Regions from separate parts of the Homo sapiens genome. Here region 1 is linked to region 2. The links are chromatin contacts, found by Hi-C or POLR2A ChIA-PET in ENCODE. All regions are on one chromosome and are shown on one strand. Each heading gives the region's core, a stretch centred on a gene start or an enhancer-like site at or near the end of the contact. The rest is flanking DNA. Distances are from core to core; before and after follow the strand shown.

What was found. A loop is a pair of places that touch in the nucleus more often than their neighbours do. ChIA-PET counts read pairs that join two places held with the same protein, here RNA polymerase II (POLR2A). Pooled maps may share reads with other maps.
Region 1: a loop to region 2 is called in a pooled map, with 4 times the contacts of the local background. The contact joins two enhancer-like sites. A Hi-C loop is called at or near these places in 1 of 168 maps with a recorded cell type or tissue (PC-3) and 5 of 50 pooled maps. POLR2A ChIA-PET finds 5 or more read pairs at or near these places in 4 of 52 experiments (A673, HEK293, WTC11 and 1 more).

Annotation. Positions count from the first base shown.
Region 1 is chr5:157,591,626-157,594,548 of GRCh38, reverse strand. No RefSeq gene overlaps it. Among named protein-coding and RNA genes, the nearest start is that of ADAM19, 17 kb to the right of the region's middle. RefSeq lists a silencer at 47-146. Within about 2 kb of position 1,393, at least 5 of the 41 ENCODE cell types and tissues checked have a DNase peak (open chromatin) inside an H3K27ac peak, as active enhancers do.
Region 2 is chr5:157,389,133-157,392,003 of GRCh38, reverse strand. It overlaps CYFIP2 (cytoplasmic FMR1 interacting protein 2), which reads right to left. Exons shown (of 31, transcript NM_001037333.3): 29 at 2,577-2,815; 30 at 1,336-1,483. All of the region lies in intron 1 of NIPAL4-DT (NIPAL4 divergent transcript), which reads left to right. Among named protein-coding and RNA genes, the nearest start is that of FNDC9, 45 kb to the right of the region's middle. RefSeq lists an enhancer at 758-1,957. Within about 2 kb of position 1,308, at least 13 of the 41 ENCODE cell types and tissues checked have a DNase peak (open chromatin) inside an H3K27ac peak, as active enhancers do.

The DNA.
Region 1 (2,923 bases), core at 144-2,643, 200 kb before region 2:
ACTGCAGTTTCTTTCATTCAGTGGCATCTAAGATCAGTGGTTCTCAAAGGGTTTTCCCTGGTAAATAGCATCTGCATCAACTGAGAACAAATCATCAGTCTGCCCCAGATGTACTAAATCAGAAACTCTGAGGTTGGAGATCAGCATTCTGTGTTGTAATGAGCCCTTCAGGGAATTTTGCTTTAAGCTTAGGTTTGAGAATCACTGCCCTTAACCACTCACTGTCTTTTCTGTTCAGGGCATTGTCTAACTCCAGGGAAACACAAGATTGTTTCACCTGCTGTTTACTGTTTGTGATTAATTAGGGGTCTGACATTTTATAACTCTGTAAAGTTGGATGTTAAATTACAGAAAACGAATAAATTGTCAATGATTTTTTTTTTTTTTTGTCCAGTAAAGCTGTAAACGATTATCGTCTGGTAGAGAAGATAACCCCAAAGAATGTAGTTTTATTGCCCTGTAGGTTATTAACCAGTTTGGATCTCAATCTTATTTTAGAGTTCCTTTTGTCTAGTTTTTCCTGTCCTTTTTTGAACCACCTTGGTGATCTTGCTGGTTCTCTGATTAGTTAATTAAAACCTGGAAAATGCTCACTATGTATTTTTATGATAATTAAATTTTTAACATTTTGAAAATATTTTGGACACAACTACAATCCAAATTATTTTTACAACACTGTGTTGGCCCACAGGTCACCAGCTCATGACCTCTCACAAAGAGGATTCCAGCTGCCTTATTATCCATACAGAAAACATCCTTGACCATTTGCTCCTATTATTCTTAATTTCACCTCCCGCTCTCTCCCTCTTGTCACATGAGGCCATTTGCCTTTCCCCAAACACTAAACACTTCCCATCTCTGTACTTTTGTTCATATGCACTTTTCTGCTTCAAGGCTCAACTTCAAAACCCCTCCTTCATGAAGCCTCCTACGATCCTTGTTTATATCCAATCTCTCTTTTTCTGGGCTTTTCCAATCCTTAGCTTCCGTTCCAGGAAAACACTTGTTTTCTCTTACCATATGTAAAATCAAGTTTGGACTGTCTCCTAGCAATGCTTTTCAGACTTTAAGTAGCAGCCAAATCACCTTGGGTTTTTTTTTTTTTTTTTTTTTTGGATCTTATTAAAATGCAGCTTCTGATTCAAGAGGTCTGGGTGGGAACTGACAGTCTGCATTTCTAATAGGCTCCAGGTTCTGCTGATGCTGCTGGTCTGTGGACCACACTTGGGCTAGTGAGGCTCTAGAAGGCAGGGGCTCTTACCCAGGAACCTCTGTTTCCAGGGCAAGTCATAGCGCTTTGCATAGAGCTGAATGAAAAATTCATGGACCCAGATGTCCTTTGGGTGTGGCTATAAATGCAAAAGGTTGTTGCTCTGAAATCTGTATCCCCACGTCATCTCCGTGGGAGAAAACTCCCATGCTAGGGTTCTATCTTTTTTTCCTCCTTTTCCCTCTTGGAATTGTGTCCTGGCTGTGTGACCTTGGGGAAGTTGTTTACCCCTAAAATGCCAATTTTCTCTTCTGTGAAATGGGATCCTAACACCCAGTTCACATGGCTTTTTGAATGGATCAAAGAAGATAATGGAGTGAAATGTCTGCAAAAGGTTGGTGTAACCTCTAAATCCCACCAGGGCTTTATCTAGAAAGGGGAAAAAGCACCTAGGGAAGGGTGGCTGCTAGCTGAGGAGGGGAAACAGCTGCAGGAAGCTGGCTCCTATGATACATTTTGCATCATTATCTATTAAAAATATTTGACTTCCGGTTTCTAGTCCTGCATGAAAGGAGCTTAGAAGTCACCACTCGGTCGTAACAACAAGTAAAAAGCTTGATGAACTGAAAAATCAGCTCTTCTCATGTCCAGTGGAGAAGTGAGGTTATATGGCAAGCTGCTGCCCACAAAATTGGAGAAACAGATAGATACAGAGTATCATAACATCAGAGCAGAAACCCACCAGCAGGAACCTCCTGGGAGGTGCTGGGGGAAGAAAACTGGAACTGTAATTGACAAACTGCTAAAGACTCCGCTAATTTTTGTTATTTTTAGCAGAGACAGGGCTTTACCATGTTGGCCAGGCTGGTCTTAACTCCTGACCTTAGATGATCCATCTGCCTTGGCCTCCCAAAGTGCTGGGATTACAGGCATGAGCCACCATGCCCAACCAACTGAAAAACATTTTAAATATGATTAATATGCTGAGGGCTTTAATGGAAAAAGAGACAACATGCAAGAACAGATAGATAATGTAAACAGAGAGGAGGGAATTCTAAGAATTAAAAAGAAATGTTAGAGATTAAAATCACTGTTACAGAAATGAAGAATCTATGATGGGCTCATGAGTAGACTGAACATGGCTAAGAAAAAAACCTCTGAGCCTGAGGATGTGAGAATAGAAATTTGCAAAACTGAATAACAAAGAGAAGAAAAGACTGAAAAAATAAAACAGAATACCCAGTAATTGTGAGACAAGTACAAAAGGTACAGATACACACAATGAAAATACCAGAAGGAGAAGAAAAAGAGAAAGGAGCAGAAGCAATAGTGAATTTCCCTAGATTAATGCCAGACACCAAACCACAGATCCAAAAAGCTCAGAGAACACCAGGCAGGATATATGCCAAGTAAACAAACAAACAAACAAAAAACAGGGACACCTAGTCACACACGAGGAATATGTTAAAATGAACAAACAAACGAAAAACTACACCTAGTCATATCATAATAAAACTTCTGAAAATCAAACACAAAGGCAAAATCTTGAAAGAAACCAGGGGGAAAAAAACACCTTATTTAAGGAAGAGCAAAAAATTGGAGCTAGCTTTTCAGAAACCATACAAGCAAGAAGAGAATTGAGTGTAATATTTAAAGTGTTAAGAGAAAATCCCACCAATCCAGAATTCTGTACACCATGGTACAGAATTCTTC
Region 2 (2,871 bases), core at 59-2,558:
GGAAATTCAAATCAAAATCACAACAAGATAACTTTTTCACCCCTCAGGATGACTATTATTAAAGAATAAGTGCTGATGAGGATGTGGAGAAATTGGAACTCTTGTGTACTGCTGGTGGGAATGTAAAATTGTGCAGCCACTATGGAAAACAGAATGGCAGTTTCTAAAAAGTTAAACATAGAATTACCATACGATCCAGCAATTCCACGTCCAGGTATATACTCAAAAGAATGGAAAGCAGAAATTTGTAGAGTTATTTGTACACCCATGTTTCATGGTAGCCAAAATTAACCATTTTCAAAAATACCCAAAAGGTGACAGCAACCTGAGTGGACAAACACAACGTGGTCTATATACACAATGCAATATTATACAGCCATAAAAAGGATGGAAGTTTGGACACTACAACATGGATGAACCTTGAAGACATCCTAACTAAAATAAGCCAGTCACGAAAAGACAAATACTGTGTGATTCTATTTATATGAGGTACCTAGAGTAGTCAAATGCATAGAGAAAGTAGAATGATGGTTACCAGGGGCTGGGGAGAAAATGGAATTATTTTTTAATGGGCCCGGAGTTTCAGTTGGGGAAGATGAAAAATCTCTGGAGGTGGATGTTGGGAATGATTGTACAATACTTGTGTACTTCATGCCACTGAATCATATACTGAAAATTACCATTGAAACTATTTTATGTGTATTTTTTAAAAAAGCCCTTTGTGAGGTGGCTCTTACCTCTCTCTCCTCTCACTGGGTCCCTGAGACCCACCCTTCGATCCGCCTTCCTGCCTCAGTGCCTCTGCTGTCACTGTTGCTGTCTGGAGCATCCTACCCGCCCCATACCACCTTTGCTGCTTGGTTCTTTGCTGCGGGCCATTCTGGAGTCAGCCCAGACACAGCCTCCCTCTCCTGGGAAGCTTTCTCTGCCCTCAGCCTGGTTTAAGGGTCCTTCTCTCCCTTCCCATAGCAGCCTGGCTCACCCCACGCCAGTACCTATCCCATCCAGGTGCCCCGTACAACTCTGGTATTTGGTGAATATTTGTACAGGTGAGAAACTGGCATCAGCAGAGTCTGATTGGGACAGGGAAGATGTGCTCCCGGTCTGGAGCCCAGCCCTGCCCTTCGGGGTGAACTGATTCATGGCAGTAGGTGATGAGTGGGTGACTCACGACCTCACGACTTCCTCTAAGCAGGTCCCCAGCCTATAGTATCTTTGTACTTGCCGTGTGGGGAGCTGGCCTTCACAAGCAGCTCCTCCTTGTTTGCTTTTCTGGTAAAAGCCTGGTTGTCAGCCCAGCCCCACCTCCCAGGCCTTAGCCACCAGCCTGCTCACCACATTCTTAATGATTTCATCCTTCCCGTCCTGCCTCTGCACTTTTAGCAGGTGGTAACAGAAGTCGAACAGGTCAAAGCGACGCTGCTGGCCCAGCAGGACAATGATGGAGCAACCAGCCCAGTTCAAGCCATCGCCGAAACACTGCCTGGGAGCAGGGGGAGGAAGCAGCTGGAGTGAGAGGTCGGGGGAGGAGGGCAGGGAGGGAGGGAGCCTCATCTTGGGCCAGGAGTACAGCTACTAAGCAGGCCTGTCTTTGGGCCAAGTCTCTTAACCTATAAAATGGGTACAAAGGAAGCTGTGAGGGTGGGTTCATTAGTTGCAGGGATGGTAGTTATGTCATAAGTCCTTCCGGCCACAAATTACATTTGCATCACTAATGTAAAAAAAAAAAAAATCAGCTCTAAAGACGCTCTGAATTTGCAAGGAAAAACCCACCCAGCTGTTGAGATGTATGTGGCTGATTACTCCGTGCAGGTCAAAGGAGAATCTGTCTTGACTCTCTAAAGGAGCTAAAAGAACACCTAGCAGGTGAGGGGCCATTTCAAACCAGGAGGCCAACTGGCCAGAAGCAGGCTGAAAGGGAAGGGACAGGCCATGGTGGGCAGATGCTGCTGGGGTTGAGGCTGAGTCCTTTTGGTTCTGACAAAGCTCCAACTCTCAAGAGGCCTGGCCCCCAACTCTCAAGAGACCTAGGCAATTTGGATGGCAGTAGAGTCATCCTTTGGCTGTCTCTTTTGTCCTCAAGCAGCAGCCCCAACCCGGGCAGGTGTCCCCAGTTCCCCATCACTGTACTGGAAGCCTACAGGCTAGCGCTGCTCTGAAACAGCTTCATCAACACCACTTTCTCCAGGAAGCCTCCTCTCCCCACCACGCCTTTTTCCTAGAGCTCTTGGCTGCTGGAGGGGAGGCCTTGTCTGCCTTTCCACTCTGTCCTAGACATGTAGCTGGGTGAGGGCAGGAAGAACTAGCTCTGCTGTCTGCTCTAAGGACTCCTAAAGGCTCCTCATTTTCCAGTAGTACAGTGTAGTGGGGGTGAGGCAGGCAGTGAGGGTCTTACTATCAAACCCTTACTGGGCTCTTTCTTGCCAATGCAGTCAGCTCAACACACTCAACAAAGTAGTTGTTGGCCAACCACCCCCACCCCCTGCCCACGTTTCTGGCTGAACTCTGGCAGCCCCATGACTTGCAGGAGCACAGGCAGGTTGGGGGTAACCCTGCCTTCTCTGGGGGGTACTCACTCAGCTGTGAACTCGTTGGTTCCCACAGGGATGCAGTACACGAACTGCATGGCGCTCCACAGCCGGTGGAACTCCACACACTCATCGACGTGCATGACGCCATTGGTGGGCGGTGGGCCCCGCCAGATGGGGTCCTGCAGGTAGCTCCGAATGCGGGTCAGGATGACCTCGAACATGGACAGGCCACAGCACAGCCGCTCCTTGGTCAGGAGGTCACCCTCGCGAGCAATGGCGATTTGCTGGAAACAGAAGGGCACATACACCTTCTATCCACATCTTAGAGCCCATCTGCCAC